Linked DNA regions of Mus musculus: region 1 is linked to region 2. A link is a loop called in an ENCODE intact Hi-C map of the cell type or tissue named here. Cell type or tissue: left cerebral cortex. All regions are shown on one strand.

Region 1 (5,000 bases), 400 kb before region 2:
ACGAGTATATATTCAGGCAAAAAAATTTTTTTTAAATAGTGAAGCTAAAAAAACCCAAAACAAGAAATTCTGACATGCAGGTGAGTTCAAGGTCAGCCAGGTCAGCATATGAGTTCCAGGACAGACAGGGCTACACATACAAACCCTGTCTTAAAAAAGCAAAAACAATGAATTAGAAATATTTAAAAACAAAAAAACCCTTTGGCCATCCAGCCTTAGAGCCTGATGCTGAGTTCATCCTTACTGTGAAGTAATACCTAATTCTGATTTGTTGTGAGGTTGGGTCTCATATTACTCAGGCTGGCCTGGGAATTCAGCCCAGGAGGGCTTTCAAGTTCCTCCATCTCCCGGGTGCTGGGAGGACAGGTGTGTCCTTGAGGACAAAACCTGGAGCCTATTTACTGAGAAGTGTTGTACCAACTGAGCTTTTACTCTAAGCCTGGCCATACAGGTGTCACTGTCACAAAGTTGGCTTCTCCAGAATGGACTTCTGTGTAGCCAGCAAACCTAAGTAATAAACAATGACTCTTGTTTTTGTTTTCCGGAGACAGGGTTTTTCTTCTTAGCCCTGGCTGATCTGAGGCCAGTTGGCTGGCCTCAGCCTCGGAGGTCTGCCTGCCTCTGTCTTCCAAGTGCAGAGTATTAAGTGTTTTTCCTGCGTGTTACTATGTCTGTGCAACAGGTATGTAAGCAAGTGTTCCTCCCTGAAGAATCTGATCCCTTCGGACTGAAGTTACAGGCAGTTGTGAGCTGCCATGTAGTTAAACAGAAGTCAGGTCTTGTGTAAGAACAATAGTTCTCTAAACTGCAACACATCTCCACCCAGTGCTTCATGAGCATATCCAAGTAAATTTGATACTGAAAAAACAAAACAACAACAAAAAAAACCCAACCTGTCTAGAGCTTCAGGAAGTACGGATCAAGAGTCGAAGGCCCGCCTGTAACCATGAGGTCATGGAGAAATCTGCTAAAGTCAAGAGGGGGCTTTTCAGAGTTTTAGAGCTGCTAAAAGCAGGAAAGGCTGTGAAGGTGATTAGCCCTTGCAAGGACAGTTGGTACTCCATTGCAAGGAGTCCCTGTCCCCTGAAGTGTGGGCTGATTTAGTAGCATCCCCAGAACATTTGGGTTCAGTAAAAAATAAATTTACATTTGAAATATTTTATGTGCCCTGGTGTTTTGTCAGTACTCGGCTTTCATTCCTTGCCCATCCCACTTAGCCACACTGGGCTCCTTGAGGTTCTTGACCATACCAAGCCTGCCCCTGTTCCAAGAGGCCACATCTGTTCCCTCCACCTAGAACATAACCTCAAGTATTCCATCCCAGTGCCCTCTCTGGCCTCCTCTAACTCATGTCTGTCCGTGGAGAAATCTGCCCCAGGTCAGCACTAATCCTGTACAAGCATTTTAACTCATTATTTTAACATTTTATTGTGTGTATAAGTGAGGGACAGGGAGGGAAATAGAGGGAGGTTGAGATACTGAGCGTGCAAGCTGGTTCAATTGTGTGGAGGTCAGAGGATAACTTTACACCTTAAAGCTTGATACAGGGACGATCTTATTTTTGGGTGTTTATTCTAGGTTAGTTGGCAGGAAGGCTCTGGGCAACTCCCCAATCCCCACTTCCCATATGGTCCCTGGGATTGCTGGGATTATTAATGTCACATCACATCCTGATTTGGGTGTGTGTGGGTGTGTGTTTGAAATGGTTTGCGTAGCCTTGGCTGTTCAACTTGTAGACCAGGCTGGTTTCAAACTCAGATCTGCCTGTCTCTTGAGTGCTGGAACTTATGGCCTTGGCCTCCACCACCTGCATATCCTGAATTTTTTGTTTGTTGGCTGTCCTGGAACTGGGTATGTAGACCAGGCTGGCCTCGGTCTGCCTCTGTCTCCCAAGTGCTGGGATTATAAAGGTGTGGGCCACACCAGAAAGTCTTGCCTTTTTGTCTTCCAGGGATCACGCTTAATCCTGAGGCTTGTGTGGCAGGTGCATCTGATCAGCCTCACATATTCAAACTTCTGAGCCTGTTTTTCCATAAGTAACCTAGGAGCCTGTTTCAAATGGAGAGTTGTAAATGAGAGGCAGGAGGATCATCACAAGTTGGATGCTAGACTGGTTTACAAATGCATTTCAAAAAACAAAAGTAAACGCCACATATAAGCCCCAGTTGTCTTTCGCTTGTTCCCCCCAGATCTTCCAAGGAGTTTCCCAAGCTAGTGCGACCTCAGTACGACGTTCTCATTTACTTTGATTATATATCGTTATAAATATTAACAAATAAGACTTAAAAAGGACACCTTTGGGAAGGTCAGACAAGATTACAAAAATTGTTTCGTGGCGCTGCAGTTTGAGGATGTATTCTGCAGTCGTCACGTGGCAGCAAAACTGTAAGCAGTGCACGAGTCCGTGTCGAGGACAGCCAGAGTCCATGCATCGGGAGATTCACTTGGCTGGAGAAGGACGGAGGGCAGGACGCTTGGCCCGAGCTCGGCGGGCGGGCGGGCGGGCGGGCGGGCCACGGAGGTGCAGTTCCTCATTTTTGCCACTAGAGGTCAGGAGGTCACTGACTCTGGGTTGGAAGACGGGACTGTTCAGGGATTGGCTAACGGTGGTGGAGGGCGGGGCAGAGACCAGGACGCGAGGTGGATGATGGGCATCAAGAGAGGCCCTGGTTACTGACAGTACTTTGGAATGACCTTTGTTTTTGGTATCAAATTTCCTCTTTGCAACGCTGATGAGCCAGAAGGAAGATACTCGTTTGGAATGAAAGACTGAACTGATTCTGAAACTTCTCAAAGGACCTTTTCCCTTTAGTAGAGATGTAATGTACTGGGGATTTAGAAACGTTCCAGGATCCGGGAAAGTTCCATCACTTTTTAGTGGCCATCACTTTTTAGGTGGCTAGAAGCCCTGCTTCCCACCCTGCCTGTCCCTGGGATTGGCAAGGATCATCATTGAGTCCCAAACCCACTTACTGCCTGGTGCAACAGGGATCCAGGTTTCTTGTCCACCTGAGCCACCTGTTCTTTTGATGAGCTTCAGTCACCTCAGGTATAATAAACATTTAGGTATAATAAACATTTCTGTATCGTCGGGGGGTTTCTAAACTCCTCTCTGAACAAAGCACCCCAAAAGGCAAAATCTGAGTTACTCAGAGCTCAACCAGGTGCACTTAAATATCTGCTCCTGTTTCTAGCTGTATGGGGAAAACATCAGGCCGGTCCCCCAAGTTCCTTGACCTCAGGCTGGGGGTGGGACAGCTGAGTTCCAGGGCTTGGCTGTAGCCTTTGGCAAATCCTAAATGGCACAAATGATTTCAAAGCCAGCTAGAGGGTGAGGTGGCTGACAATAACAAGACTTCTCTGTAAGAGACCTCACTAAGCCCCATTAACTCCGGAGAGAGGGACCTGAGAGTCCTTGTCCTCAGATAGTCAAAAGGCTTGGAGTTTTTGCTTCAGCCCTTCACACCGTGGTGGCCCTGGAAGTTTATCAACAACTCTGGAGCCATCTCATTTATAAAATGGGTTGACCATGCCTCCCACCACACAGGATGGTGAAGATTCAATAAGAAGGCGTTTGCCAATTCAGTAACAGGCGACACCTTTTAAAGAGGGAAACCCAGTCTCTTACAAGCAACAGGTGGCTTGGTGCTGTGGAGAGCTAGAGACCTATTTTCCCTGCCAACTAGGGAAGGCTGGTGAGCACTGTGGATTGGAATCATGTTCTGGGACCCCGAGTTCTTATTTCAGCTGTAGGAGGGTTCTAGGCTTAGGGCAGGACCCCAGTGTCTTATCACTCAGTGATGGATTGAGGAAAATGGGGCTCTGAGATGATGGTGGAACTCCTTGGTTCCCTGTTCCCCCTGTGCTCCTGAATCCCAGTTGGCAGGAGGCAGTTGGGAGCTTCAAGACTGACCAGTGTCCTACCCTTTCCTAGAAACTGAGGCCAGAGTTCTCAGCTCCTGAGGGCAGAACCCCCATCCCTCCACCTTCCCCCAAACAAGGCTTTCTATTTTCCACTGCTGGTCCTGACTGTCTTGATAGGGCCAGGATGCCATAGGTAGCCGTGAAGGACCTAACACCAGCTTGAGCTGAGGGGATGAAGAAGGGAGGGACAGGTGGGCAGGAGGGATGCTTGCTTCTTTCCACATTAGTAGGATCCCTTTCTCATTCCCCTGAAGCTGACTGGGAATTTACGCTGAGAACAGGAGCAGTGTGCATTGAGACCCCTTGGGAGCAAGATCAAATGGGAGAGCTTGGGTTTGAACATTGTTTCCCAAGTGCTTGTACACATCCCTAAGCCTAGCTCCTGCCTAAAAGCCCAATGCTGCCCTAGCGCAACCCTAGGCCCCCATGGCTCCCTGTCCCCTGGTACCCTCTTTCAGGCCTCCTCTTTTCTGTATTTGGTTTTCTCCTAGCTTTCAAGCCACAGCTGGGTTTTCAAGACTGTGCTGAGCCCTGACTCTCATGGGATGCCTTCCTTGCCCTCCACCCTTCAGCAGTCAGCAGTACCCACAGCCCCTGCAGACAACTGGCTGGTTCTGGTATGCTGCACCCCTTTGTAGCAATATGTGCACCCAGATGCCCTGCTAGAGTGGGAATCCCCGTCCCAGAGGCTCACGGAGTCTATCTGCCCATCAATGCACAAGCAAGTTGGAAGCTCTGGCTGGCTACATTGTCTGTCCTGGAGTCCTGGGCTCTGCCTGCCCATTGTCCTCCCTGTAGTCTCCAGGCAGCCAGAGTACCCCCATTTCTGGGCTTGCAGCAGGGCTCCACCCCTCACCTCCAATAGGTCCTCACTGTAGATAGCCCTTCCTCTGGATGGAGCTGAGGCTGAGGATTCCCCCAGCTCTGGCCAGCTTGGATGCCCAGGGAGCTGGAACAGGTATCATGTTGTGTTTTCCTGTCCCTCTGAGGGAGGCTGGGTGCTCTTGGCCTCCTAGCAGGGGCTGCACTGTCTATGTCCGAGCAGACAACTTGGATCTTGCCCTTGGCGGCAGCTG
Region 2 (5,000 bases):
TAACAAAACAACAAGGAGGCTCTTTTAAAAAAGATGTACTTATTTTATTATTTTATGTGTATGAATGCTTTGCCTGTATGTATGCATGTGTACCATATGTATGCCTAGTGCCTGCAGAGGTCAGCAGAGAGTGTCAAATCACCCAGGAGTAGTTATAGATGGTTGTGAGCCACTGTGTGGGAGCTGGTAGCCAAGCCCAGGTCTTCGTGTTAAGAGCGACAAGTGCTTTAATAAACAAGCCTCCTCTCTAGCTCCTCTTTGTGCTTCCTAAGGCAACAGTGGACGACACATTTATGGCAGTGCCCTTTACCAAAAGATCTAAAGAACTTGGTGGGGGAGGGGAACAACTCATCTTCTAGACTCAAAATGAACATTTTCAATTTTTAAAATGTCTTCTCATCAAAAAAAAGTCAAATAAAACCAAGCTGGATATGGTGGTACACACATTCAAATACTATCACTTTGAAGGCAGAGGCAAGTGGATCTCTGAGTTTGAAGTCAGCCTGGTCTACATAGTGAGTTCCAAGACAGCCAGGGACTATAGAGAGAGAGAGAGAGAAAGAGAGGGAGAGAGAGAGAGAGAGAGAGAGAGAGAGAGAGACCCCATCTATAAAATAAATATTTTTAAAAGGAAACAAATGAGTACATACAAACTCCCCAAATTAATTTGGAGCAACGTAGTCAAGCTACTTATATAATGAAAAGACGTTTGTTTAGTACCTCTCAGGTACCAAATGTATAAATGCAGACGTGGATAAGGCAGAAGAAGACCACTGGGCAGGAAGCACCTAATGATGACATGGACAGTGAGGCTCTGGGTTAACCATAAAGTTTAATTCTGGGCCACACCTAAGTCAACCTGCAGATTCAATATTATAGTTACAGGTGACCAAAAGATATAACCTCATCTCCATAGCTGGTCTTAGTACTACAAAATAGGCAAACCTATTAAAGAATAAAAGCATTAAACGTTATAGAAAAGTTATTCCTTCTTTGAAAGTTAACTTTTCTTCTTTCTCCTTTTTTCCTTTTTTTTTTTTTTTTTTTTTTTTTGATAAGGTCTCATAAATCCCAGACAGGTCTCAAGCTTACCACGTAGCCAAAGATGACCTTGAACTTCTGATTCTCCTGCCTCTCCTGCCTCTCCTGCCTCTCCCTCCCACGTGCTAAGACTATAAGTGTTTGCACCCATACGTGGTTTATGGGTTTATGCCATGCTTTTAGGACTGAATCTGGGGCTTCATGTTATTATGCTGGGTTAGCACTCTTCTAAGTTACATTCCCAGCCCTGATGATTTTTTTTTTTTTGGTCTTGTTTTGTTTTAAGACAGGGTCTCACTGTACAGCCCTGGCTATATAAAATAGGCTGGTTCTGAACTCAGAGATCCACTTGTGTCTACCCCTGAGTGCTGGGATTAACGGTGTGCACCACGACAGCCCGCCTGATGGTAACTGCTTTTGAACAGTCTGTTCCAGCTCCCTTCGTTTTGTATGGGCAGTAAAACACTGGCCAAAGAATCAAGCTCTTTGCCATAGAGTTTACATGAAAAGCCACAAGAGAAGAATTACTTTTAAATTTGAGATTTCAGTGCTTTCATCAAAAAATGTGATTCAGATATGACTAGATTAACAATATGCCTTTCATTAAAAAAGCATATGGCATTACTTACCTTATTTTCAGTCTAATTTTGTTCACAACATCGTCAATGTTTGCCAGAGACTACAATAAAGAAAAGAAGATTGCTGGCTGTTAATGTCCTTGTTGGAATTTTCTTTCACAGAGAAATAATGCACTCAAGGGATGTTTGTGACACCTCAAGAAGTTTGATCTTGATAGCACATTTAATTCTTTTAAAAATCATCTTATTTTTTTAAAATGTTTTGGTTTGTGTACATGTGCACATGGTGTACATGTGTGTAGGCATGTATGTCCATTCTTTGAACACACAGATGCACAGGCCAGAGGGTGACATCAGGAGTCTTCCTCACTGCCCACCTTATGTACTGAGGTAGTGTCTCTCACACCCAAGGCTCACCGATCCACCTAGTCTTCCCTGCCAGCTTGCTCTGGAAACCCCTTGTCTTCACCTTCTGAGTGCTGAGAGTATAGGCAAGCCACCATGCCCAGCATCTACATGTGTGCTCAGGAACCAGACTCAGTCGCCACACTTTTTCACCCTCAGCAGTGCGTACTGAGCCATCTTCCCAGCCCCTAAGCATAGCTGACAAATACTATCTGTTCTCTTTTTGAAGCTTTATTGGAAGGCAGCCACATTAGTCAACTCCCATGTGGCTGTGGCTGCTCATGTACTGTGGTGGCAGAGCTGGGAAGCTGTACCGGGCACTGCGGGACCTATAAAGCTTAGAAGACTGTCTTGACCTTTATGGGAAGTTTGCTAACACAGGACATACAAGGTTGTGGCCTGGATGAGATGGTGCAAGCTTGTATTTCCAGCACTCAGGAGACAGAGCCAGGGGAGTCTCTTGAGTTCTAGGCTGGCCAGCACTACAAAGTGAGACCCTGCCTCGAAAGAAAAAAAAATATGACTATAAAACAAACTATAGAAAGACATGGGATGAATGGATACAGCCATACCAAGATGCCTAATTCTTACACACCACTGCTGGGGAAAGTCAGGAGCAAGGCTGCAGATGACACAACCCCACTGATGCAATCCCAAAGCAGGGGGGGGGCTACTTCTCACCCGAGTCCAACAGCAGCTCTCTGAGGAAGCAGTGGCTGACACAGCCAGAGAGGCTCACCGAGGACACTGTGTTAGTCCTCAGGGTCCTCCTTGAGTGATGGTGCCCTTCACCTGGGAAAGTTCATGAGTCTGCTCAAGCAAGCACAATGGTACACACCTGTAATGCCAGCACTCAGGAGTCTGAGGCAGGAGGATCACAAGTTTGAGTAGCAGTCTACTTAGTGAGTCTCTTTAAAAAAAAAAAAATCAGGCAGTGGTGGCTGAGTATTTGTCTATATTTTAATTCATCTCTACTGACTGCTATGGAATAGTGAAAACAAGCAAACCTCGAAAGAAAATACGGTGAAATGGTGCCCCCTGGTGGAAGATGGGAGGATGGTAATTTTCTAATTCCCTTGGCCTTTTCCCCAACAGATACTTTTTCTCAGGAGGAACTACGCTTAAAAATTAAAAATTGCTTCTGGCTCTCTGCTACAGGAGGAAGCCAGAAACCTTCCAGGAACAGACCTGAGATGCCACATTACCCTGTTCACACAACTTCCGCTAAGCCAAGGCTTACTCGGAATTTTCAGAAATCCAAGAATAGTCAGCCAGCGGTGAAAGTGAAATTCAGAAAAGAGAAGCTATTTTAATGAGGAAAACAACTCAGGTGGGGTGAACTTGTTCCTACTCTGTTATGTTAGTCCCTTCACAACTGGACTGTGTATGATTTAAATCACTGCCCATGTCAGAACAGCCAGTGAGTTATCCAGGACCACACACTCGTCCACTCTGCCACTGCCAACTCGCTGGAGGGCAGTTGTTCAACATCCCTGAGTTTCTAAGGAAAATGAGCATAACAGCTCCTGGCCTACTAACTCTGCTGGAGCCCTCTTTTTTTGTTTTGTTTTGTTTTGTTTTGCTTTTTTCGAGACAGGGTTTCTCTGTGTAGCCCTGGCTGTCCTGTCCTGACTCACTTTGTAGACCAGGCTGGCCTCGAACTCAGAAATCCGCCTGCCTCTGCCTCCTGAGTGCCGGGATTAAAGGCGTGCACCACCACGCCCGGCTTGGAGCCCTCTTAAAGCAACAGTAGTGAGAGTGTGTGTGTGTGTGTGTGTGTGTGTGTGTGTGTGTGTGTGTGCGCGCGCGCGCGCGCACGTGTGCACTTAAGTGCAGGTATGTGCACACAAGTACCACGGCTTGAGCACAAATCTCAAAGGACAGCTTGTGAGGGTCGGGTCTCTTCTGTTGTGTGAGTCCTGGGACTGAACATAAGTCCTCACATAGGTCCTCAGGCTTAGGGGCACGTGCCTTACCTGTTGAGCCTTCTACCAGTCTGTGTATATAGTCATTGTCTGTCTGTCTGTCTGTCTCTCTCTGTCCCCCTCCCTCTCTCTCCTCCCCTTTGTCTTTCTCTCTGTCTGTGTCTCTGTCTGTTTCTCTCTCTCTCTCTCTCTCTCTCTCTCTCACACACACACACACACACACACACACACGTTGACTTAAAAAATGTTTTAAGACCAGATGGTAGTGGCACACATCATTATCCCAGCACTCCTCAGAAAGCAGAGCCAAGCAGATCTCTAAATTCGAGGCCAGCCTGGTCTACAGAGCGAGTTCCAGGACAGCCAGGGCTACACAGAGACACCCTGTCTCAAAAGAAAAACAAAGTATTTGAGAAATCTGGATGAAGGCAGCCAGGAATTCTGCTTTGTTACCACACCTCTAAATGAGGGACATACAAGATAATATGTCTTACATACTCATGGATAACTATGTATATATCATATATAATTACACACTATAAGACTGTTTTAATTACAAGTATAAAATATTTATAAGGTATTTAAAATTGTCAAAACATATTCACAAGCAAAAATCTAGACAGTAAGAGCACGTAGTGAAATGCAGGCTTCCGCTTGCCCAGTTCCACCTGACTGCAGCTTCTCTTGAGCAGAAGCCATGGCTCCGAGCCAGCTTCTGGCTTACTTTCTCAGACAGTCTGAGTTAAAAGCACATCCAAGGATCAGCTGCACCAGGCCATTTCACTTAGCCATATGCCTGGGAGGCCATTCCACACCAATCAATCAATACTGATCAATACTGACTGCACTACAGTAGACATTTGATAATTTGCTAATTCAAGAAATGAATTACCTTTAGACAGGAAGGTCTTGGTTAAACTACATTATTCTCTCTCTCTCTCTCTCTCTCTCTCTCTCTCTCTCTCATTCTCCTCCTCCTCTTCTTCTTCATACAACATTGCTTTCTAAGAATCCCGAAAAATAATTATGCAGATGTGGAACTGCATTTTAA

Evidence for each region. Hi-C counts contacts between places; a loop is a spot of excess contacts. Peaks named below come from ENCODE experiments on the same cell type or tissue, not always from the same donor. Only the 100,000 strongest peaks of a DNase experiment are listed, where the experiment ranks them.
Region 1: a loop joins it to region 2, with 4 times the contacts of the local background. A loop is called at or near these places in 7 of 42 quality-filtered maps.

Annotation. Positions count from the first base shown.
Region 1 is chr11:75,766,868-75,771,867 of GRCm38, forward strand. It overlaps Doc2b (double C2, beta), which reads right to left. Exons shown (of 9, transcript NM_007873.3): 9 at 1,403-5,000. Among named protein-coding and RNA genes, the nearest start is that of Gm12339, 26 kb to the right of the region's middle. In left cerebral cortex, a CTCF peak has its summit at 2,555 (motif pointing right); DNase peaks (open chromatin) are centred at 1,671 and 2,592; H3K4me3 peaks cover 638 bases; H3K27ac peaks cover 359 bases.
Region 2 is chr11:76,164,529-76,169,528 of GRCm38, forward strand. It overlaps Vps53 (VPS53 GARP complex subunit), which reads right to left. Exons shown (of 22, transcript NM_026664.4): 3 at 1,671-1,720. All of the region lies in intron 2 of Gm46252 (a long non-coding RNA gene), which reads left to right. Among named protein-coding and RNA genes, the nearest start is that of Vps53, 13 kb to the right of the region's middle. In left cerebral cortex, a CTCF peak has its summit at 3,073 (motif pointing left); DNase peaks (open chromatin) are centred at 3,058 and 4,654.